5 separate regions of the Mus musculus genome follow, and regions 2, 3, 4 and 5 are each linked to region 1. Evidence: chromatin loops called from intact Hi-C (ENCODE). Cell type or tissue: heart. All regions are shown on one strand. Region 1 holds the start of Gm35655 (a long non-coding RNA gene). Region 2 overlaps Gm35341 (a long non-coding RNA gene). Region 3 overlaps A730004F24Rik (RIKEN cDNA A730004F24 gene). Region 4 holds the start of Lyplal1 (lysophospholipase-like 1). Region 5 overlaps Gm35546 (predicted gene, 35546).

Region 1 (5,000 bases):
AGTGTGCCAGGTTCTGTAGGGACAGAGAGAACCCGAGACATCTACAAATCCAACAGCACAAGACAGTGTAGGGAGGCAGAAATGAGAGTAAACCACAGGTCAGGATCTCGGGGTGCGCAAGAGCCAATCAAATGTATTCAGACAAAACAAAGGTGGTCTCTTACAGAGAAGCCATCTTCTTACTGCAACAACCCTCAAAATCCAGTTGAAGAAGCAACATCCACAGGACCCAGAGACATGAAAATCCATGGCCTGCGCATGGATAAAAGCCAAAAGAAAAGCTTGCCGGAAAGTAGTACTAACAGGTTGGTAACAGGCAGAGGCGGGGCAGGACAGGATGAAGGCAGAGCTGACCTTATAGGGTTTACAGAGCTAACTACTGAAGAGAGATGAACCTAAGAAGACATCAAAAGCCTCCTGGTGTAAGAGGTCACCTACCTTGCCATCCTTTCTCCTAAAGGTCATTTGAAGAATAATCAGAGTGAACCAGAGAACTGGACCCACTGGGTGGAACATCCATGGAAAGATGTGGGGATGCCAAGACATCCCAAGAACGCAGAAGTGGTTCCCTGGGACATCTCAGCTCATATAAGTACTGCTGAACCCATGCCATCTCATAACCAGTCATGCACTAGAATCTGCTGGAGTAGTCTTCCTTTCTGGTGGTGTGGTAGCAATGGTACATCTTAAAGTCAATGACATTTGCAATGCAACGAATAATGACTGCCATGCAGAGGCCTACTAAGTGCCAGAAGCTGCCCAGGGCTTCTTCACACATCAGACCTCTGCAATCTGCAGAAGTAGGTGGCCCGGTAGAAATCTGAAGGGCTGCCATATCCCCAAAACACAGCAGGGTACTAGATACGGATGGGCACGGTGGCCTGACCACCTACAGAGGGATACCCATCATCTCAAAGGGTGAGGGGCAATTTGGATTAAAAGCCAGGGGCTAAAGAGGGTATGATGTGGAGTCAAAGCCATCCGGCCAACACAGGAAGCCGGTGGCCAGAGTGCAGTCTAACACCCACTTCTGACTCTCAGAGGTTAGTAAAGAAAGAACCACCCAAGGCAGCTTGGGTTGGAGCAAGACACAGATGTCTTTTAAACAAAAGCTGCAAGAGAATCTTTTGGTCTAAACCTGACCTAGAACCTGACCTAGAACCTGACCTAGAGCCTGACCTAGAGCCTGACCTAGAGCCTGACCTAGAACCTGACCTAGAACCTGACCTAGAGCCTGACCTAGAGCCTGACCTAGAGCCTGACCTAGAACCCTATCATGTTATTAAATTTAAAATAAGTGCCCAGAGAACAATGAATTTATAAATACTATCTCTGGGTTAAATACTATCTCTGTTCAAAATATATTAAAGAGCAGAACACAAACACACCAGATGCTTTTAAAAAAATGACAACAGAAACATCTGTTTGTCTCAGCCAAAGCCACATTTCGTCAGGCTGCTGGGAATCTGCAAAGCGGATTCCTCACTGAGACCTAAGGACGGACCGGAAACGCGAGGAGACAGCAGCGGACAGGACTGCCCTGGGCAGGCACCTGCTTGCTGCCCACCTCTCTTGGGAATTTATGAAGAAGATGCCAGAGTCAGTGGGGAAGGATCTAGGCCAGGAACCCTTCCTTGCACACTTCTCCCCGGGCTCTTCCACCCTGCCTTCCCGAACCTTCCAAAATTACAGCTTCCAGTGTGTTGTAATCTCTGGGCAAAGACCCCGCAGTACTGACCTCCACAATTCTAACCCAGATTTGATGGGAGTTCAACGGTGAATCATTAGCCCTTTTCACATCTCCATTTCCTCTAGGAAAAACGATTTGTCATTCTTTCATATCTTTACACAGAAGGTGCCTGAGGAGGCTACATCTGCATCTCTCCACCATGGGGAAGACAACTTTCAAGACCTGCATTCCCTGGCCTTGACCACAGGAGGCGCTGTGGAGACGTGGGGGGAGGGTGTAGTTAAGCGAACCACATGCTCTTTAACCTTGGGGAACCCCTAGACTTTAAAACATGGGGGTCTACTCAAGAGAGGCAGCAGCAAAACCACCTCCCTGTTCCAGCTATAAACTGTGTTTTAATTTGATGCTTCACCTACTCACTTTGCAAAGTAAAAATGAAGGAGATCTGGAAGAAGGAGAGCGCAGAGGTGCTTGGGTGTAACCACAACGAGGCATTAATGGAGGGAATGAGAGAGTCAGCTCTGTTGTACATTAATAACTGCCATCATGGAAGTCAAGAGGTCCTAGCTAGTCTTCACTCACCAACCCCCCTTCCTGTCTCTGACTCACATTCATCTACGAACATACACAGAGAATCTTTTAGGAGAGAAGGCAAAAATACAGCTTTACAGTAAGGCTACGGGGCTGGATAGATGGCTCAGTAGTTAAGAGCTCCGGCTGCTCTTCTGAAGGTCCTGAGTTCAAGTCCCAGAAACCACATGGTGGCTCACAACCATCTGTAACAAGATCTGACTCCCTCTTCTGGTGTGTCTGAAGACAGCTACAGTGTACTTATATGTAATAATAAATAAATCTTTAAGAAAGGAGGAGGAGAAAGAACAAAATAAAAAAAAATAATAAATTAAGGCTACTACTGTGTTCTGCTAATATTCCACTTCATTAGGCCAGCAATCTGGATATATAGAAAGACAGCTTCATGAATTGAATACTAAGTCACATTCCTCAAAACCATGCTGACATTGGCATTCATTCTACATCCCGCAATTTCACTTGGAAATTACAGGAGGACCAGAGAGGGAGAATTGCTTAGCATTAAGTGTTTAGCCTTCATGTGAAAGAACTACCAAGGCTAACTCTTTGTGATGTTTCCACGCTGTGCACTTCAGCCCACCTGATTCAGAGATAGAACCAGCCGACATGGCAAGTCACTGTCTTTGCTTGCCCAGGCTGCAGATTCCACTCTTCATTAACACAAAGCTTATTCTATTTGAAAGGAAAATCCAAGATAATTCCTCGGGTTCTTTTTGTTTTCTATGTGCTGACTTGGCATTCCTGGTGAATGAGGGACCAACCCCATTACTGAAGGCAAATGAATGGGAATGTTGGTTGTTTCAAATGTAGGAGCTTCAATATCACAACAATAAAAAACATGTCATACAAAGTAGCCCAGTCCATATTCTATTCTGATTATTCTCTATTTGATGATTTTATTTTAATATCCTTTGATCATAAAGATATTTTGTTGTTGCTATTACTTTTTAAAATATTACTAGGAGTAGAATTCAGCAACCGAAGCTGCACACCAGGGAACTGTGGCTTCCCACCATGGGCAACATTGAAATTTGAGGCAGAATAATTCTCTGGCATATGGCGGAAGGGGTAGGCTGCCCTCTTCGTTATAATAGGATAGAAATATCCCTGGCTTCTATCTAATGAAGACCAGCAGAATCTCACCTCAAGACAGTGAAAAATATTTTCAGACATTTTCAGCTGTCACAGCAGAAGCCACACAGAGCAAGGGGAGGAGAGAGCAGGGCTCACTGTTGCCAGAGTTAGACCCACAACACTTCGCTGGGAAGAGAAGCAGAGAGGAGAGCCAAGCATGGCAGTGCACATAATCCCTGCACTAGGGTAGGTGAGGGCAGAGGACCATGAGTTTGAGGATGACCTAAACTATAAGACAAGTCTGAGAGCAGCTTCAGCTACAGTCTAAGACAGAATCTTAACAAACAGGTTTAGAATACAGATCAGTGATAGGAAGTATGTCTTTACATGGGAGAACCTCAGACTTAAAACAAAACAAACAAACAAAGAAATAAGTAAATAATGAAAAATAGACCAAAAAAAGAAAACAACTTCCCCTTTCCCCACTGGGTCTCTATTTGTTTTAATATCAATTTAGAGTCTTCTTAGAAAAAGAGTCACTTTTTCAGAATTTCTAAAGCCTTATACAGCGTCTTTTGAATAGCTGCACCTTGAACTTCAAAGGAATAGTCAAAGTGTTTGGTATCCACTAATTCCTGCAGGGCACAGGATCCGTAAACTCTAGCACAACTCCACTCTGAGTCTTAAACCAACAGTATGCGAAAAGATCAATATGCAGAAATTCAAAACTAATCAGATCCCTTCTTTAAATGTTGACACAGTATTATTTATACCCCCATAAATACATTCTTGGCTAAAATTCATACTAGAAGCTTGGCACCTGGCCAGTTCTATTAATATCTACTTATTTATACAGCACACTTGGCCAAGGATAATATTTAAGACAAAGTATGCCTGAGGGCATATACAATATCTCTTGTATTTTCGGTTTTCAATCTCCACATTGCTAAAAAGATTGAGTTTGAACTTTATAAAACGTCCCACCAAGGGCTATCAGCCGTCTGTAGTGATATATAGTCACCAAGCATAATTAGGGCATATTTGTAATACTTGAGTTGAAGTCACTCCCTGAACACTAATAAGTTGGTGGAAAAAAAAAAAAAAAGAGGCGGCGATCTTTCCCATGACTTCTCTATGGGCTTGTGACCCTCTTCAGATTCACTGCAAGATGTAACAGGCACATGCGCTCCCTGTATGCACCACAGTGGCATAGAAGCCAGCCAGCCCTGCTCCTCCAAATCTCCTTGCTTTAAATACAATGGAATGATTCTCTCTCCCTCTCCCTCTCCCTCTCCCTCTCCCTCTCCCTCTCCCTCTCCCTCTCCCTCTCCCTCTCCCTCTCCCTCTCCCTCTCCCTCTCCCTCTCCCTCTCCCTCTCCCTCTCCCTCTCCCTCTCCCTCTCCCTCTCCCTCTCTCTTCTGGAAGAACTCCCTATATCTAGAAAGTCCTGGAAAATCAGTTAACCTACTTTCTATAACATTATCCATAGCCCCTGCTCAGTTGTGTTGAATCCGCTGCTATTAATATACCTTTCTACTCCTAAGCTTCTACACTGAACACAATCTTCTTAAATCTCTAGTTTTCACGTAAAAATGATAGTACATGTGTGTATGTGTGTGTGTGTGTGTGTGTGTGTGTGTATAGT
Region 2 (5,000 bases), 290 kb before region 1:
TAACCAGTACCCCCAGAGCTCCCTGGGACTAAACCACCAATCAAAGAAAACACATGGTAGGACTCATGTCTCTAGCTGCATATGTAGCAGAGGATGGCCTAGTTGGCCATCAATGGGAGGAGAGGCCCTTGGTCTTGCAAAGATTCTATGCCCCAGTATAGGGAAATAGGCCAGGAAGTGGGAGTGGGTGGGTTGGGGAGCAGGGGGATGGGGGAAAGGAATAGGGGATTTTTGAAGAGGAAACAGAGAGGGGGATAGCATTTGAAATGTAAATGAAGAAAATATCTAATTTAAAAAAGAGGAAAAAATGTTTGAAGTAACTGTGAAAGCATATGGGCCGGCAAGTCAGGTTAGACACTGAAGCATCTGTGAAGATGGCGACTCTCATCCTCACAGCTCGACCCTCCTCCCTCCCATTCCTACCTTCACCACCTCTTTTTCCAAATATAGTTATAATCACCAATCCCTGTGCTTAGCCGAGTCCCCACTCCCTAGTACAACCACACTTGACTTTCCATCTCTCATGGTGATTTCTCCACAAGAGACATGAGACCAGCCAGAGGGGACACTGGCTACCCTTACAATTCCCATGAAGCAATGGAGGTGAGGTACCGCAGCTAGCCTATCACCAGGTACTTGGCAGAAGGTCTTGGGTGACTTGGCTTCCATTCTGTAGGCCCCTCCCCTTCCCAGTCCACTTCCAAGAGCAGGTCCAAGAGATGATGACATCAATGAGACTTGCAGATATGATCCCTCCAAAAACAATCCCAGGAGGAATTGTCCAGATGGGAATTTCCAGCTGAGCCTGGAAATAATGCAGGCCACCATGGCATCTGAGTGTGTGAGTGTTGGGTGTGGGTGGCAGGGTGTGCTCATTTGTTTGGACATGTGTAAAGGTCAGAGGCTGATGTCTGGATGCCCTTCTCAATGACTTCTTTACCTTACCATTCTCTCTGAGCTCGGCACTTGCTATTTCAACTAGACAGACTGGCCAGCCACCTCCCTTAACCTCATGCCTTGCTTCAGCCCCCATGTGTTAGGGTTACAAATGCTAAATGCACTTTTACAAGCCCTAATTTTTTTTCTTTATTGCACAGAAATGGAGTGTAGAATTCACTGCATATTTTATCCAATAAGAAGCTATCCAGCTTTTGGCATGTAATAGACAGCTTTCGTACAAGTCCAATAGTTTTGCAAAACAGACTCACATTTAAACTTAAAGAATTATTCTCTCTCTCTCTCTCTCTCTCTCTCTCTCTCTCTCTCTCTCTCTCTCTCTCTCTCCCTCCCTCCCTTCCTCCCTCCTTCCTTTCTAACTCTGCATCAAGATCTAATTGCATACACCAGGCCAGATGTTGCATATTAATATCATGATAACCACTACTGTTATGACTTCCTACAGCATTTTTCTTTCTTGTAGCTAATCTTTTCAAAAGCCAAGCCTCATTATTTTAAGGTCCCTACCTAAACAAAACATTTGCTTTTGCACTTAAGGCTGTCAGGAAACACTGTGGGTGGAGCAGAGGAGACCAGCCTGTCTTCTAGGCCTCATGAAGTCACTGAGAGCAGCCTACAGAGCGGGGGACACCCTCCTTATGCAAGCGAGGGAAAAAGGCTGACATCCCTAAACCAGGGTGAAAATGTGCTCACTTCTGAAAATAATATGTCTTTGGTTTCAATTCATATTCAACCCTTTCAAGGATCTCGAAGAAACAGCGCAGGAGCCGGGCTCCGGTTCCCCGATGAATTGAGCGTTTGTTGCCTTGGAAAAAGATCCATCCTGTGGGGGTGTCCGTGGCAGCTGACTGACTCCCAGAAAGGATGAAGGATTACAAACCGGGCTCCAGTTGGATGTGATTTCAGCCGAGTGTGGTATTATTTTTCCTTTATGGTTAACAGCCTTGTGCTTTTCCTCCCCGTGAGAACAGGAGGTAGAGCACGCGTGACCCAGGCTCCACGTGGAGCCCCCCCCCCCCCCAGGAAGGGCACTGCGGGCCTGCGGCTCTAGATGTGTGGCATTTCCCTGATGCTCCCTAAGAGCCGGCCAGCACTGCCTGTGGTTTTTCCAGGTGGTGCTTAAAACATGCCTCGCTGAAGCCCACTTGAAACCTTAGGAAAGCTCTCTGTGAATCGTGTTCTTTCTGGGGATGACTGTGGGATTTATAAGCGAATTCATCACTTTGGACCAGGCTCCAGTATGAAGAAACACAACCAGCTGTAATCTGGCCTAACCCTAATAGAGTATTACAGCATGATCAACTTGGGAATTTAGTGTTTACATGTTTAGGCTTAATCATATTTTAACCCCATCAAATCGGCCACACGCAGGAATAGTTTGCTGCCGTACACTTCCCTGCAAGTGCGGATCGCAAGGCACTGGGTGTTGCCTTTGGGCCCAAGTGTCTTGATGGTGGTTATGGCATCTTTCCCTAGCTCTGACCTTAGCACCAAGAGGATGGCTTCTGCCAAGATATTACAGGCCACATTCCCACAGGCCTGGTGCTCACATCCTACCGAGTCACACCACTGGCATGTTAACCATTCCTCTGCCAGTAGCCATCAACAGCCAGTAGCGATTTAAGGATATTCTGCGGGCTGGGATGTTGACTGGCCTTTTCTTGCATAGGTGTTGTGCAGGCAAGATTGACTCCCAGAACTGGGCAAATCTTTATACACCTTCTCGGCATTTCATTGGCTCTCAAGCTTCTCAGCATCTCATTGGCTGAGAAGTAGCCAGACAGGAGACAGCTGTCTCTTTCTCCTTGGCGTCAACGATCTCTAGCCATGCCGGTAGATCCTAGGTTTGGCTCAGGGAGGAAGTATCAGTGACTCGTGTGCCAGCATTGTAGCGGGCCTGCTTGGCTAAGTTCCAAGACAGGGGTGGGAGATGCTCAGGGCTGTTGCTTGTGATCCCCAACAAGACCCTTGGGGGGCCAGGTTAAAAATCAACAACACAGATTATGGGAGTCAGGCAAGCCGCGGGTTGGCTCGGGAAGGAAGTATGTGCTCGCGGGTTAGTATTGTGGCTGGGCCTGCTTGGCTAAGCTCTGCTGTACAGAGAGTCCCTTCATTCCCAGTTCTTTTTCCTCCCTCCCCCCACCCCCCTGCTCGGTTTGCTGCTGTGCAGCGTAGGGATCTCTGGTCCACCCATGTGTGGAATAGCCTACTGACCTAACTTCCCCTTCCTTTCACTGTCTTAATGGCAGCAGTCACAGTAATTCATCCCCGGAAGTGACGTCGATTGGGCTGCTTCTCTGTTTCAAAGTCTTTGCTCTTTACTTTTAGTTTACAGAGATAAATGAGGCCATTTTCATGTAAGGACACAATGTACTTTGAGCCTATTTTCCCTGTACCCCACTGCCCTGTCTCCCTTCCCCCTAGTCCTCTCTGTTCCCCGATAGCTCTCTTACTTCCACGCCACTGGAGTTTGTTTCTGGTATCACACATCTGTAACATCTAGGGTCCACAAATGAGACAACGCACTACAGCCCCACTCTTCTCTGTGCTTTGTTGGTAAACACCTTGGTTGCATCAAGTTTGCGAGACTTGGAGTAAAGTAACTGCAGCTTATACTCTAGCAGGACTCTAGGTTGTAGCGTGGCGCCCGTCACACAGAATATAGGTTTATAGAATACAAGATACCTTCAAAGCCTAGGTTAAGCATTTTCATTTGTTTCATAAATACTAGAGAGGTATTATCAGCGTCATACTTAATTGCTAACTATTGAATGACCTACTAAGCCATTCTCAGGAGTGACACAGGGTTTAGAATAACCCTTGCAGATGGTGTGGCCCTCCCCCAACATTATAACCAGCAGGCACACCAGAGAGGGCAGCATGTTCTCCTGACGAGGCTGGACTGGGTGGCATGGGAATGACGAATGGGTCTAAAGCCTCAGACCCATTGTCACTCTGACTCTTTAGGACAGAGACCCTGAGGACAGTTCCCGGCAGCTGTGTGTGTGCACCAGTTCACTGTAGGAAAGGATGCTTAATCTTACTCATTTCCTCTCACCTGAGGGAAATCTCCCTATGTCACCCAAGGTTACTTCCTGTCATAGGGGACATCCATGGTTTTGGTCCCTTTGTTGTGTTTTGTAAAAGAAGAAGAAGAAGAAGAAGAAGAAGAAGAAGAAGAAGAAGAAGAAGAAGAAGAAGAAGAAGAAGAAGAAGAAGAAGAAAAAGAAGAAGAAGAAGAAGAAGAAGAAGAAGAAGAAGAAGAAGAAAATAAAGCAAAGGATATGTTTTGGTATAGGTGCTGTATGGTGTGGGGGAAGAGGATGCATCTGCGAGCCCATGCTGAGGCATCCCTTCCCCCTGAGGTACCAGACACATGAAAGTATAGTATAGAATAGAGTTTATTTAGGGCATAGGGGAGAGTTGATGGAGTGGTAGGAACAGAGAAAGGCAGAGAGAGAGAGAGAGGAGGAGGAGAGGTTGGCCATGAGCACATGGAGAGAGGGTGGAGGGGAATGGGGAGAGAAGGGACAAAGAGGGAAGAGAAGAGAGAAAGAGAAAAGCAAGAGGAAGAGAGTGAGGAGGGGGGCCAGCAGTTCCTTTTATAGTGAGTCAGGCACACCTGGCTGTTGCCAGGTAACTGTGGGGCAGAGCCTAGAAGAAATGCCCAACACTCTTGCTTTCTCTAGGTGACCTAGTAGGGCTATTATAACTGCATGGCTCTCTTGTCGCAGATTTGCTTGGATGCAGCACTAACATGAGAAGGGCCGAGAGGAGCTTTTTAGGGACAAGAAAGATCTGGAGAAACAGTTGCAGTGTTATCCTGGAGCCATCACATCTAGGAGAAGACAGGCAGTTCCCTGAGAAAGCAGAATTCATGGTGCAATCAAATGGATTTTAAAAATTCTTCTCCACGATTCTTTCAAACTTGTATCTAACTTAGATAAAATACCCATACACCATTTTTTGATCATGCTTAAGCCCTAGGGTCACTTTAAGACACAAAGTCTCAAGTAAAAAATTACCCAGTGCTGTATCCAAGA
Region 3 (5,000 bases), 150 kb before region 1:
TTGCCACTTCCCAATCACACCATTCTGAGGAAGAGGCTTTGGATGTTCAGGCATTTGGTAGCCGCGCCAGATCGAACCTACAGCAGGGGAGAGCTAACTGTGGCCATCTGGGTTTTCTACACTTTTCATTCCCTCCATTTAGAAGCTAAGTGTCTCGGTTGGGGCTTTGCATTTCTGGGATAATGGATATAACTAAAACCAGGGGAAATGCACGGCTCAGAGACTGGGTACGTTTTGTATAGCTCTTTATAAGATTATCTTAAAATGTTTGTTCTCCTCACTGATGTCAACTATTCTTATCCCCCTAACTCCCGCATTAGTCTAATTTTCCAAAATTATGTATAAACAAAGGACAAACTCCCTCCTGTTTTTATCCAAATTATGGAAGCAATGTGTTTGCAGTCAGCTGAAGCTGAGACATGTTAAATCCAACCACAAAGGCCAGAACCAGGTGAAAGTCCATGGTGAGAGAACATGAAGCTCCCTGGCAGGACTGTCTAATGGGCGTGGGGGGCGGGGGGAACTTGCCTGTCTAATGGGAGTGAGCGGAGGGACTTGCCTGGCCAATCAGTCTTAAGCAGATAAACACTGCTTGCATAGAGTTAGAGAAAAATCAAGAAGGTAGACTTTCTTTTGTTCAAGCTAGCAAAACGTAACATCTGAACCAACGGTAAGCACGTTTAAGCACACCATAACACAGTGCTAAAGTTTCCACATTGCTTAGCCACAGAACTCTAGGACGTTTTTTCTCATCCCTGCACAATGATCTTTACCTGAACCCCATACCGACGGCAGTCTCGATTCTCCTCTCTTCATTGGCGAGTTCACAGAAGGTTCGGTTCCTCATATAAGCAGACTCACACAGTATTTGCCTTTTGGGGACTCAGTGTATATAGTTTCGAGAGTCTGTGCATTGTGGCATGTGTCGTAATCCCTTCCTATTCAAGGCTGAGTAACATCCAGTCACATGTCCATCCATACTACAGTCTGTCAAGCACCACTGATGAACATTTGAGTTCAGACTGATCTGTCAATGTGCGAACAGCCGTGTTGGTTCCTGTTTGGCTATCGTGAATCCTCCTGCTGTAAACATGAGAACCAAAGCGTGTGTTCCAGTCCTGGCTTTCCATTCCTCTGGCTATCTACCCAGAAGTGGCCTGTTGTTATATGGAGGGTTTACATTTAATTTCTGAGAAATCATCAAACCATTTTTCCCCCAGAATTGACAATATTTTATGTGATTGCTGTGAAAAACAAATAGTGCTCTTACAGTTTAGGTCAGGAAGAGCAAGTTGGGAATATGTATCCATACTGAATTTTCCAAGAAATGACATAGTATGTTCCAAATAATATGGGTAAATACTTTGATTTTTTTTTCCAAAATCCAGACATCTGCATCATTAAATTCTATCATCTATTGTATGCAAATGAAAGGTGTGAAACCCTGCTTATTCACCAAATTCATGGTCCACACATATGGAAATCCGGGTTATAATACTAGAGAGCTAGTATTTATGGCCATAAATGGAACATACCTTTTATATGTATTAACCCTGCCCTGGTCCACCTCTGCTTTGCCTGGTGTTCCCTTCCGAAGAACCTAAGAAACTGAACAAGATCTATATTCTCCTTGCATAGTCTGTTATCGCAGTTACACGGTAAGTATGATGGGGGGCCAGGATATGGCAAGGTATTAATATGGACTCAGGACGTACAAAGTTGCCAGCACTACACATGACACATAGTTAAACTGAATTTTAGATCACAACAACAAAAAAAAGTGTTAGGTTAAATATGCTTTGCTCAACAATGAAGACATATTTATGCTAAAATAAAAAATACTGATCTAAAACTCAAATTCAATTGTATATTTTGTTCCCTTTTTGTTCACTAAATTGAGGACACCTAGATAGTTCATAGTCATGTACAGGCAGGAGAGGCAATCAAACAAAACTGTGGTGTCACTAGGGGGCGCTCTACAAAATGAGAGTGTGGCCATTCTGGAAATGAAGAGACCATCTCCCAACATGCTACAGAGCAGTGAGGACCACCATGCTCATTGTGCAGCAATCATCATAGTGGTTCGATATGGTCATCATAGCGACCCCCTCCCCACCCCCAGAAGTGGTGAGGACCAGCTAAGCAGCCAGGTTCCTGGCAGGCAGTCGGGCTCAGATTCAACAGTCCAATCCTCCAAAGCAGAAGCTAGAGCTGGCTGGTTGGACACTGGCCACAGCAACCACAAAGAGAGAGTGTGACCAGCTTCCAAGGACATCTGAGATTTCCAGGTACTCTGCCAAAGAAAGACCGGTAGATATTGGAAAGCAAAGGGTCTAACAGCTCAGGCCAGAGCCTTGTTTAATCGCATTGTTACGGCTCATTGGTTGCCCCCTACCACCATGCATACATACACAAACACATACACAGACTCCCAGGGAACAAGGGAACATTCCTGGTTAACTAGACTTCTCTGGAACAGGAAAAAAAAAAGTTGCTCGTGTGCTCTCTGCAACTTTCCAAAGTAGCTGGCTGCATGTTCTTTCTATGTGGTCCTTCACAGTTTGCTTTCCAACCTAGACATCAGAAACTTGGGCACCTCACTCAGACCCCCCAGTTTTCCAGGTATCAAAGGAAATACTTCAAAGTTAAAGACATCAGTGATTCTAAAAACAATAAAGGCAGTCAGTGCCAAAAACTACAGTACAGATAAGTCTTAATGAACACCAACTATCTGTCCTGAACATAATGTAGTTTGAGGAATTTCCCCTTCTGTATTTTAAAGAGAAATATAAGACTTGAAATGCTAACGATCATTTCACATCATGCCTCTGGCTCCAAACTTCATCCACACTCCCCCAGAAGCTCCAGAGCTTGGAAAAGGAGTAGAGAAAGTCTGAGACCCTATCTACCCACTCTACCTACCTTTCCTTAGAAGACACAAAACCCATTGGAAGTCAGAGCAACATGACTAAGCGGGCCAAGCACTTAGTGCACTGGGGTCTCTCATTAGAGGAAGAAAACATAAAAATACAAAAACCATAGGCTTATGGAGTGATCTGAGCCACATGCTGGGCACAGAATCCCAGGCTTTGGGTTTATCCAGCAGAGGACAAATACTGGCCAGCTAGTGTGAAGATGGCAAGCAGTGCTTTGCTAAAATTTATTATTCTTGGGAACAAAACCAGAAAGTACACAAAGTGGGCTTAAAAAAAAATTTAAGCCTGATTCAACTCTCCTTCTAATGGGCTAAAAATTTATGGTAATGGAGCAGAAAACAACTGCTCAGAGGGGTTATAATCCTGTCCATGTGCATCGAATGCCTAGATGATGGGATTTGAGGGTTCTGGACAAGAGCTTCCACCAGTAGACCATGTGTGCCACATGTTGAATTAACAAAGGCATAGATGAAAATTTATGAGAAAGAGAATGCACACACGGACACACATGAACACACACACACACTTTAATATGCTGTTTCGTTGACGTTTGTTTCTTCGTTCAGAAGCCTTGCTTTTCTGTAATGTTAGTCAATAAGATAACTGGAGGATAGTTCTGCTCAAAAGCGTTTTTTGCTATTGGAAAATTAGATGCAATTCTGTAGCCAAGCCACTAGCAATGTTGGTTAGCCTTTTTGTAGTAATTTGTCATTAGAAGCTGATTCGTAAGCCAGGCTTGGTCCTGGAAGCCTGACCACATTGACATGGGAATGAAGAAAAGGAAAGACCTCTGTACAGAGGATCTGGGGTCAGGTGGGGCACGCTCATACTGATGGAGCAGCACCGACTATCAACAACCCAACCCTGAGTCCCAGCATGTTTGTTCAGCTCAGGGTAAGGATTAGCTAGGAGGGGTTATCTCGGGCTCCCTAGAGGGTCTCTGTAGGTGATCAGTCCTAGGCTGCAAACATCCAGGAGGAGGAGAGTTACAGTTACTAGTTTTGCACACACAGATCAAACACTTTCCCAGCCTTGGCCATTCCTGACTGCCCTGAGGGAGGCTTTGCCAGTTCCCATGGGTCCGAGGCACTGTCCTGGTCAGTGATACACTCCCCGGAGTCTCATCCAATCTTTACACTTCCTGCAGGGCTTCCTGAGCCTGCCACACTTCATCTTTGACTATCAAGATATGCATGTTGAGACAGACATTAGTTTTGCTATTTCGTTTGAAGAAACAAAACAACTATTTTCCCAGACTCATTCCACCACATTCCTCCTATCTCTGCTTCCCCGTTTCTCCACCCAACACATGTCTTTACACCACTCTGACCAAGTTACCTTTTAGTGAAGGCCTGGTTCCCGTGGATACTTTGAACCTGTTACGTCTTGGTTAAAAGCATGAGGAAACTCTATCCGACCTTTCCAAACACATGTATCTTCTTTTCTACACCACCACATGCTCCTTCCTGTGTGTCCCCTAAAATAGCATTATTGCACTTGGCGGTAATAACTTCCTTTGTGGTCTGTCTTCCCCACTAGGTTTTGGATCCCAAAAAGGAAGAAATCATGCCCTGTGCTGAAAAGATGTAGGTGCTTAAGAAAATATCTGTGAAGCGGATGAACAGGGCAACTGCCCTAGGCTCACAGCGTGCAACTGTTACTCAAGGAACTCAAGTCCTTGTCTCTATAAAGGGTCATTTGATGGTAAGGCTGATTGATGTGTATCCTTATTTAAAAGAAGAAGAAGAAGAAGAAGGAGAAGAAGAAGAAGAAGAAGAAGAAGAAGAAGAAGAAGAAGAAGAAGAAGAAGAAGAAGAGTGACAGCGACATTGATGACCTTGAAGAATCTTCAATAAAGTCAATAATCATTGAAAGCCTAACCTCATCAGTCACATAACATTGGGATGTCCCACCAAGCTGTTCACAACATAGTAAGCCCCACTCTTGACCTCATCCCTGTAAGCGTATCTCCAACATGGAAGACACACCATGCAGTCCAGACTTTAGCTGCCACTTACCTTAAAAGGAACCAAACTCAACTTTGAGTTCAGTCTCTTCTCTCAA
Region 4 (5,000 bases), 580 kb before region 1:
ATTATAAAGGGAGAAAGACAGCAACCATACACAGAACAGCCTTTATCAGCCTTAAAGGTCAGTGCGGGTCACAGACTTAGGAATCACAGGTATGATGGATGTCCGTGAAGGAAATAATGGAGTTTAGGGACCCGTGTGGGAGGCTGAAGCCAGCCACAGAGAAGACCATTTACATCATTCACTGTAAGAGTCGCCGTTTCCCCTCAAAGTTTGGAAGTAGAAAAAGGTTCAAATACACCTGGTGGCATATTCACCCAGGGAGGCCAGGAACTTATGTAGGAGCAGAGGCAGGAAACACAGAGCACAGCTGATACTGGTTTGTCCCCATGGCTCATGCTCAACCAGGTTTATACAACCCAGACCCACATGCACAGGAGAAGCAATGGCCACAGCAGGCAGGAGCCTCCTAATCAACCAACAACTGAGACCATTCACCATAGACACTGCCACAGGCCAACCTGAACTGGGCAATTTCTCAGCTGAGACTCACTTTTCTCAGGTGACTCCAAGTTCCAATTAATTAATAATAACAATTAGCAGAACAGGCCAACTCCTAAAAGATCTTTTTATACATCAATGGAGATCCAATTATATAAGAATAATATACCTGAACATCTGGAAGAATTATTTAGATGAATTTTTTTCCAATGTACAAAGGCAAGTTTTACACACGCATGCGCGTGCGCGCGCACACACACACACAGACAATACACACAAATGAATAAAATACATACAGAATAGGTGACTCTGTTTTCAGACATACATTATAGGTTATAAAAATGTCAGTAATTTGAAATAGAAAAATAGGAAGCACTAAGCAAGGTGGTCCAGATGGGGGGAAAAGAACAAACTCTAGTTCTTTCTAAAGACACTGAATTAATTACGAGAAGGAATTACTATGTGGGAATTTTGGATGCTCATCACTGAATTCTCTTGGGTGCTGGATTATTAGGCAGCTAGCTATAAAGGTGTAAGTCTCGTGCCAGGCCTTTCCCTTTACACAACTTTTATTACTCTATTTCTAGAATGATACACCATAGTTGAGGGTTTCCCTCCCCCTCCCCCCAGAATATTAATTCCAAGTCAGACATTTGGATTCAAACCCAGCCTCACTACTCCTTAAGCAACAGCAAGAAAGCGTTTCTAGTCCCGTTTTGTTTTTTTTTTGTTTTGTTTTTTTTTTTCAAAATGGAGGGAACACTCCAATCCCGTCGTGTTCTAGTCCCCTAAGCCTACACAGGCCTCAGCATAACGCAGTGCTCCTGAAAAGCTCTGACAAGCCCTTCATTCACAATGTCCAACCCCATTTTTTTTTCTTTCCTTACTATTCTCTTGGCAGTAGCCCATGCACCATCTTGTGATCTCCTATCCACTGCTGACTCAAATTAATTGAATTGTTTTTGTTTTTAAATTTAGGTAGGCCCCTTGAGGACACCGCCTGGATCTCATTTCTTAAATTAAAAAAAAAAAAAAAATTTTTTTTTTTTCCTTTCCTGAGAACTTACCCCGGGCCAACCAAGCACAGTGAGCAAGGATTAAGTCGGTGATTCTTGTGTTTTCCTCTAAGGGTGCTCCCTAAATGAAGCGGACTTTATACTTACCTCGAAGGTTTTACAAGAGGGCATAGGGGAAACCAGGGTGGTGGACCATCAAAAAAGACAGGTGGGAGGCGCAGGGGAAACCCGCTGGTGGTGCTAAGCATACACTTACACAGTGTAAATATGATCCAAAAACGTCTCTATGACACCGGCAAGGCAGACAACAGCTTAGGACCTGCAATAGGGGTGTGTGGTGGGGTATGTATGTCAGATCACTGCTGGTCGACCCTGAAACAGTGGTTAATCCACGTGCCTGGAGACTTACACCGATATGGTGCTATGACTGAACTTGGGGTTAGGTAAGGACTGCCGTTCGACCATGCTGTGGGTGCACGGGTCAAGCACACCAGCGAAGGAAGGAAGAGGATGAAGATGAGTGCTATACAGAAAGAGGAGCCCTCGGGCGACCCTGGGCGCTGGGGGACCGAGAAGAGGGTGCTTCCCCTACTGTAGCGAGCGGGTCGGAGACCACGAGACTGTAATGCACCTGAGCCGTGCAGGAAGATCAGCGAGGCACTGTGTCTCCCGGTCGGGGACACCACACAACGCGGCAGGTGAACAGCGCTGGGCACAGCAGCCATGGCGGAGGAGAGATGGCAAGGCGCGCGGCCACGTCCCTAGCGTCACGGGGCCGCGCGCGCAGGCAAGCAGCACCAGCATGGGTGTGCGCATGCGCCGTGCCTGGCGCCCCGCCCCTAAATCTGACGAAGGAGTGCTCAGCTCTGGATTCTGCTGAGGAATGCTTTCCTTAGGTCAGGTTCCTCCATTGTAATGACTGAGAATAAACTTTAGTCCCGAGAATTTGCTGCAGGTTTTAAACTGCAGTTCTAAAGCTCAGGATCACCCAGTTTGGGAAATATTACTGTCTTTAAATTTTTACAGATATAACCATATTTTATATAACCATCCGCTTTGGGGCTTGCACCAGATGTTCGTAGCTTTTTGCACACAGGGTGACCCAGCCATATAATAATTTCTTTTGTATGTGTGTGTGTCTTTGTCTTTTTTCTAATAGTTAACAGATAGATCTAATTTAATGAGCTAGGACTTCACATTCTTTGGCATGGCTGTTAGCAAAACTGTGGGCAATGATTAGTGGAAATGATTACAAGCTGGAGATGGTTGTGCGTGGCTGATGGCAGCAGGAAGTAACATGAAAATAAGTGTGGGATTAAATGACCCACAACTTCAATTTCTGGATACATCCCCTTCCTAAAAAGAACAAATCAGGCACTTAGATAGAGGCTCCTACATCACTATCTGCGGTGGTATTTACAGACCGCAAAGGATAAAACAACCCCCATGCCATCTCCACGCGGATGGACAGGATACATGGTATGCGTGTACCAGTAAGTACCGTCACTGCTAACAAAGACAGAATTCCCATCCCAGTACAAAATAGACTAGCTTGTGTTGTAATCATAAAAAGATAAAGAGCTATAACAATATGTTCTGGCAGGGTGTGGGGGAAGGATATGTCTCAGCGGGCCCATGCCAAGGCAGTCCTTTCCCCTGTATAGAACAGAGCTTATTCAGGGCATGGGGAGAGGAGTTAAGAGTGTAGAAGAGGCAGAGAGAGGCAGGGAGTAGAGAAGCAGAGGCCCGCCATGAGCACGTGTAGAGAGGGGTGAGGGGAATGGGGCAAGAGGCAAGGGAGAGAGAAGCAGAAGTAAGAGAACACGAGAGGCAGGAGAGGGAGAAGGGGCCAAGCAGCCCCTTTTGTAGTGAGTCGGCCTACCTGGCTATTGCCAGGTAACTGTGGGGATGGAATCCATACAGAATACCAATAGCTTTGAAAACACTGTGTTGGTTAAAAGAGACAGATAGAAAAGGAGAAACTAACTGACTCCATCCAGACAGGCAGTAAAAGAAGGCTTTCCTTACAAGGGCCAACTCACTATAAAAGCCACAACAGGAAGGTAATAGGGACTGGAGTCCTACCTGCAGGCTAGGCTTGGCTTCTTACCTGGAACTTGACCCTTCCTAGAGTCACAATCACTGTTAGACAGGGCCAGACTGTTCTGAATCTAAGCACTGCTCCTTCATCTTTCCATGACTTGAAAGCTATGGTTGCTTTCATCTACAGTTACAGAACAAACATCTCTGTCCCTGGAGTTAGAGATGCCATCTGGTAGGCACACTGTTGGGGCTGTGCTTCTTTCCGGTCCTATCATACTTTGAAATGTAATTAGGTTGCAGGCTGTCTGGCAGCCCCTTTTAAGACCGATCTTTTGCTCTGTTACATTGGCAGTGGGAATATCCAAGGAGGATTTTCACTGTTACATTCTTTCCCTCTTCCTACAACTTCTTGTTTCTTTGTTGCTGCTCATATGTTTTTAGCCAGTCTGTCCAATCACCCTGTTTGATAACATCAGTGATAGACCAAAACAGTCAGCATAGAGCACACAACTAAAGCAAAGAAAAGAAATAAGAAAAACAGTCTTCCATTTTTTCCCAAATTTTTTTCATGTCTTCTGGGATAAAAAAAAATACAAGGTTAAGCTAGGTGTGGTGGCACTTGCCTTTAATCCCAGCATTGGGGAGGCACAGACAGCAGATCTCTGTGACTCCGGGAGCTCCCTCTGGGTGTTATGGGAGATACCAGGTCAGGGTTTAATTTCCTATGCTGTGTTTAGGAATTCTTTAAGGTGAATGTGTTATCTTTACAGAACATGTGAAGGTCCCGCCCTTGGAGTGCAGCATCTGATGTTTGAGATGGTGGCAGTTACATGAAATCCAGCCCATTACCCCTTTTCTCATTTATGACCCTGAATGTGTCTTCTCTGTTGGTTAATTAATTAATTAATAATTTTTACTTATTCTTATTACTGGGTGCATGTATGTGAATAACCTGCTGGTGTGTGTGTCACGGTACACATGTGGAGGTCAGAGGACAGCTTTGTGGAATAAGTTCCCTCCTTCTACTTGCAAGTGTGTTCCAAGTGAGTCACTACCAGGCTTATTCAGTGAGTGCCTTAACCAGCTCACCCACCTTGCTAACTTGGTTGCTATTTATCCACTGCTGCATTTTGCAAAACACAACTATGCATAACAAATGCACATTTGTCAGGAAGCCCCAGCCATAGGTGACTTAATACATTTTATAAATTGGCAGAGCAAATTCCCTTTATCCATTTATGAAGGAAACTAGGAAAAACTTAAAGCTCCCAACCCTTATCAAATAATAAATCATTTTGAACTGAGACTGAACCTTTAATCGTTGCCTTCATTCCAGGGGGTTTAAGCTTTCGAGTTTAGGCCTTCTACATGCAGGGGTGTGGGCTTTCCTTCCTCACCACTGTGGCACTCTCGGGATGTGCAAGCTCCCTTTCTCTTTCAGTCACCGGGGGCATCACATGCTGGGCTGGGAAGCTTTGGTAAAGGAGAGAGAGGAGTTGCTCA
Region 5 (5,000 bases), 90 kb before region 1:
TGTTTTAAATCTAGAGTTCACTAGCCAGAACGCAAACCAGGCTAGCAATACCCTATGGCCAAGATGGCTCCCGTCTTTTATCCCTGATTTAGGTGGCAACTGTGTCTCATTGCATTGGTAGGAGGTTGACTCCATAGTCTAATATAATTTGCTAACCAGAGGAAAGAGGTGTGTGTGTGTGTGTGTGTGTGTGTGTGTGTGTGTGTGTGAGAGAGAGAGAGAAAGAGAGAGAGAGAGAGAGAGAGAGAGAGAGAGAGAGAGAGAGAGAGAGAGAGTTTCCTTGCCTGGCTAGCAACCTTCTTGATAAACAACTACACAGAAAACCAGAAGTACTTCTCACATCATTGTGCCTGGAGCTGTGGGTGAATCCAGGTCCTCATGTTTGCATGGTCCACATCTTACCTACTAGTTACTTCTCTAACCCAGATCCTCTTGCCTCAGTCTCCTATGTTCTAGGATTACCAGCATGCACTAACACAGCTGGCTATTACCTAGTTATGGTAAAAACTCAACTCATAACAAAGACTAAAAGTATACACGTTTTCTTCCGATGAGAGCCCAGCATAGGTGAGGCTTTTCTACCAACCTTCTCCTAACTATGTGCAAGCTCCCCTATACGCATTCAAATGTGTCTACTTCTCCCAATAAGATTTGGGCTCTCAGGGCAGACATTCTCTTTCCTGATGCCATTATCAATGCCCAGTCTCTGAAAGTTTGTCCGGTGTCTGAAAAGAGTGACATCTCCTTGCATTATCGCATATGAAATCTATAACAGAAAAGAAAGTAATGCCTCTTGAAAGTGCCCCTTACTTGTGCTGACCCAGGCTTCTCAGCAGAGGAGTCCTTGTGTGTCCCATGCCCTGAGTCCATCTAAGAACTGTCTAAGACACTCAGACACAGGAGTACTGTCTCACAGGTCTCCCACATCGCACTACGATAGGAGGACATCTGCTACTCCTAAAGAGCTAATGGACTCTAAAGATAGCATGAGCTCTCAGCCCACTCTAGAAAGAACAGTGGGTGTATAGTTCTGAACCTTGGAAGAAACCAGTTTCTCTTGCTCCTTTTATCCAAATCATCTGGGCGTGATTATATTCCAGAAACTGCACCCTAGCCAGTAAAAAAAAAAAAAAAAAAGACTTGTCAATTAATGACAAAATCTGGTATTACGTTCAAAATAATCCAGTGGGGGGAAAAAATCAGAATGTAAGTAGAGATATAGGCCAGCCATAGTTGGGAGTAGCAGGGAGAGGCACTGTACTGTTCTTATTACTTTGGTTTCTGTTTGAAATTATCCATAATGATAATACATTTCAAAACTCTTTATGGAATTACTAACTTATTTGGAGTACTAAGTCTTCAAGTGTTCTCTTTCAAAGAGGAGCACTATCTTTTTAAGATACTGCACTTCTGTGTATTATTTTATGCTGGCAGACAAAGAAATGGAGTTCATTATGACATTTTTATGTAGAAATGTGTAAATGTCGTGATTCTTGTCCTAATCCTGCTTCCCTCCAGCTCCCCAGTGAGCTTTCTGCTTTCATGCCCCATGTAGTCCAGGAGTCTCTTTTAAAAATATGTTTTCTAAGCTGGGTATGTTGGTGTACACCTGTAATTCTGCAGTCTAGGCACTGAGGCGTGGATGCAGGATTTGAAGTTTAAACTAGTCAGCACTACACTGAGAGACCTGATTATAACAGCAGCAACAGCAACAACAACAACAACAAACACACATCTTCCTAGTTTAATTCACACTGGGAAAACATTCTTGTCACAGTCACAAGGAAGTCGGGAGACACTGAAGGAGATCGTAAACAATAAGACCTCCAGAGATGCAAATGTTAGCTTCACCAATTACAATCAGAGAGATTGTAGAGAACATTACTTAATGTCTCTGGAGTCGGCCATCTCATCTGTAACCACTGTAGGTAATGACCACTGTATTGCTCAGCTCTGGGAGGTTACGAAGCTAAGATGGAGAAAATGGATCTGATACAGTAGGCACTGAGCAGCAAACCTGATGCTTATTTTTCACAAGACCACCCATTTGTGTGAGTTGAATGGTGATGGATGCAATACTAATATGTAGCCATTGCTATAAAATCCCATAGCATAGTGGTAGACAGATATATACATTTATGTGTCCCCCGGGGAAGAGCTAAAATAAGAATATGTATGCAGAAGTCCTGGTGTTCTGGGAGGACACTGAGCTCTGGTGGGCAGGGGCCAGTGAGTGGTTAATCAAGAACTCAATTAGCCCATCCTACCAACAAGGAAGCCCTCCTTCATAGCCTTCCAGGACTCTCAAGCAGACCCCTGCCTCCTTTGGTCATATCCTAGGTAACAAATGGAAAGCCACCAAAACATATCATTCATAGTGGAAGAACACCAGAACAAACAGCCACTGGCTTGCCCACTTATTTCCAGACAGTGCATCTGAACTGCTAATAAACAGAGAGAAAAGCTTCATCGAGATGCAGAGCAGACTGGAGAGTCCAGCTCGGGGGTTGGTGGGATAGCGGCAAGGGTAGAGCCCTGCCACGCCCCCCCCCCCCCCCCCCCCCCCCCGGACATCAGGAGACTGTTTGTTGCAGTGTCTGCCTCCGGTCAGGGAACAAAGAAGGTTTGGAAACTGACAGAGAGATCTAGCTGGCAGGAAAGCAAGGGTGCGGAGAGGCTCCAAGTCCCTGGCTCCACCTCTTTTCTATTGGCACTATAAATACCGTTCTGAAATGTTACGGTAACTTAAGGAGTCTCTTTTAGGAAGCATTTGGTAGTGAGTCATCGGACAGCTATGTGTGCACCCTGCTGTGACTAGGCAGAGATCTGCCCCTGGCTCTCAGGATGGCTGTGTTAGAATCCCCCTCCTGTGACAAAGAAGAACATTTACCTTTTGCACACCGGTCGCCTCTACTGCCCTGGCATCACAAGCTGCTCTTCTGCCTTGTTCTGTAGCCTTCTAGGAGAGGAAGAGAAGACTCATAAGCCTGAATGGCATGAATGCATCCACTTTAGAAAGACAAAGCTGAAGCTAAAAGCAGGGTCTGAACTGTTTCTAGAGCCAGACCTCTTTTCCACCGTGAGGAAACTCAGTACAAGGAACTGAATTTTATCCCAAATATGCTAGGCGCATACTCGTAGACTAGTAACTAGTATACTGGTTACATATATCTATTGCACGGGCATCTGCAGGAACAGTATTAAAGAAATATGGCTGATACTTTTCACAGACGTGGAGGTGTGGCCTGCTATGTTTCATCTAGTACCATTCCTATACCTATGGCTAAGCTGCCATGCTGGACACCTGCCTAAGTAAGTGCCACACGCTTTGTTCCTGGGGGTCCTCTTTTAAGAAAGTCTTCCAGCCAGTAGTTACCACCATCCAGGTTCTAAACTGCAGACACATGCTAGCACTCTAATGACCTGACAGAGAAAGGGCCTTTGGTTTATATTTAACCCCGCCAAGCTCTGCACATTGCTTATTGGTCTTAGATTGTTTATCCTTTGAATAAAATGAGCTATTGTATACTAGTAACACATGTCTATTGCATGGGCACATGAAGAAACAGTACTACAGAAGTATGGTTGATACTTTTCGACAGACATGGACATGTGGCCTGCCATGTTTCATATGTCTTTGTGCTGGCTTGCATAGTACATGAAGACACAGACTCAAGGACCATTGTCGGCTTCGTGGTGTGTTCTTAGCTTCTCCTAAGACCCGTGTGACGTAAGCCAATTGACTCATGAATTTGGTTTGGTTTGGTTTAAGACAGAACATCTATATAGACACAACTGTCCTGGAACTCACCGTAACTCAGACCGACCTTGACTTTACAGGACTCTCCCCAGTGTCTTAGTGTGCTTCTCTGTTGTTGTGATAAATGCCATGACCCAAAACAGCTTGGAGAGGAATGAGGGACGGTTTAGTTCATCTTTCACGTGTGGACCACAGATCATCCCTGAGAAGTCAGGCCAGGGAGGTCAAGGCAGGAACCAAAGAGGCAGGAACTGAAGCAGAAGCCATTGAGAAACACTGCTCATTGGCTTGCTCCCCATAACTTGTACAACCTGCTTTCTTATTCAGCCAGGACCACCTGCCCAGGGGTGGCACTGCCCATGGTGGGTTGGCCTGCTCACATCAATCATTAATAAAGAAAATGCTCCACAGACTTGTCTGATGGAAGCAATTATGGTTCCCTCTACCCAGATGGTTCTTGTTTGTATCAGCTTGTCAAAAGCTATAGCAAACACAGTCAGCTCAGAAATTTTATATTCTTCACTAATATGTCTATGTAACTGTTTCACTTTTTCAGTAGCAGCAATGGAGTGCTAGCTGATCCATTAGCCACCACCAACATGTGGTGGCAGGGCACAAGTGCTGTAGCCACTCGGGTTGCAATATTACACCTATAGCGTACACAGCAAATCTTAAAGACAGGACTCTTAAACGAGTTTAAGATTTCTCAGTAATCAAGCTCTCTCTCTCTCTCTTTCTTTCTCTCTCTCTTTCTCTCTCCATATATATATATATACACATATATATGTATGCATATATGTGTGTGTGTGTGTGTGTGTGTGTGTGATTTTAAAGTGATAATTATTTTGATATACCATATCTAAAATTCATTTTATTCAATTCATTGTACTTTTTAAAATACAGATACTGGAATGTTTGAGACAGACATGTAACAAGCATCTTATAGAATTTGAGAGCTGAATCTGTGGAGCTCACGTAACTGTTTAAGCATCTCAGCCAAAGCCAGAATATGGTAACATCCTCTGGGGTTGAGGCCAGAATCTTTCCGGCTACATCCTTTGGGAAAAGGAACCAAGGTCACAGTGTGTCATTCCATGTAGGCCATTGTTTATTGATGCTTTTTCCTCGTGGCATGACAGGAATTGTGATAGCTCTTTTGTAGGCGTCTGTACATAGTCCAAGATATGGCTTTTTTTTCCTTGTTTTATAGCTGTATAAATCAAACTCAGTATTGCCCTTC

The links. Peaks named below come from ENCODE experiments on the same cell type or tissue, not always from the same donor. Only the 100,000 strongest peaks of a DNase experiment are listed, where the experiment ranks them.
Region 2: it touches region 1 in a loop (2.5-fold over the local background); 3 of 42 quality-filtered maps call a loop at or near these places.
Region 3: a loop joins it to region 1, with 2.4 times the contacts of the local background. A loop is called at or near these places in 9 of 42 quality-filtered maps.
Region 4: a loop joins it to region 1, with 2.2 times the contacts of the local background. A loop is called at or near these places in 7 of 42 quality-filtered maps.
Region 5: a loop joins it to region 1, with 2.7 times the contacts of the local background. A loop is called at or near these places in 6 of 42 quality-filtered maps.

What each region holds. Positions count from the first base shown.
Region 1 is chr1:186,697,211-186,702,210 of GRCm38, forward strand. The region is part of intron 1 of Tgfb2 (transforming growth factor, beta 2); the gene reads right to left. It overlaps Gm35655 (a long non-coding RNA gene), which reads left to right and starts at 3,746. Exons shown (of 2, transcript XR_373811.4): 1 at 3,746-5,000. In heart, a CTCF peak has its summit at 1,905; a DNase peak (open chromatin) is centred at 1,541; H3K4me3 peaks cover 268 bases.
Region 2 is chr1:186,411,715-186,416,714 of GRCm38, forward strand. It overlaps Gm35341 (a long non-coding RNA gene), which reads left to right. Exons shown (of 4, transcript XR_373803.1): 2 at 1,701-1,872. Among named protein-coding and RNA genes, the nearest start is that of Gm35341, 6.4 kb to the left of the region's middle. In heart, no CTCF peak of the experiment used is centred here; DNase peaks (open chromatin) are centred at 777, 1,687 and 2,297.
Region 3 is chr1:186,548,484-186,553,483 of GRCm38, forward strand. All of the region lies in intron 1 of A730004F24Rik (RIKEN cDNA A730004F24 gene), which reads right to left. Among named protein-coding and RNA genes, the nearest start is that of A730004F24Rik, 7.7 kb to the right of the region's middle. In heart, a CTCF peak has its summit at 1,964 (motif pointing right); no DNase peak of the experiment used is centred here; H3K27me3 peaks cover 1,247 bases.
Region 4 is chr1:186,115,072-186,120,071 of GRCm38, forward strand. Lyplal1 (lysophospholipase-like 1) reads right to left here and starts at 2,239. Exons shown (of 5, transcript NM_146106.2): 1 at 2,086-2,239. The coding sequence starts at 2,179. In heart, a CTCF peak has its summit at 2,175; a DNase peak (open chromatin) is centred at 2,240; H3K4me3 peaks cover 1,106 bases; H3K27ac peaks cover 1,037 bases.
Region 5 is chr1:186,607,351-186,612,350 of GRCm38, forward strand. All of the region lies in intron 3 of Gm35546 (predicted gene, 35546), which reads left to right. Among named protein-coding and RNA genes, the nearest start is that of Gm35546, 23 kb to the left of the region's middle. In heart, no CTCF peak of the experiment used is centred here; a DNase peak (open chromatin) is centred at 2,731; H3K4me3 peaks cover 807 bases; H3K27ac peaks cover 1,687 bases.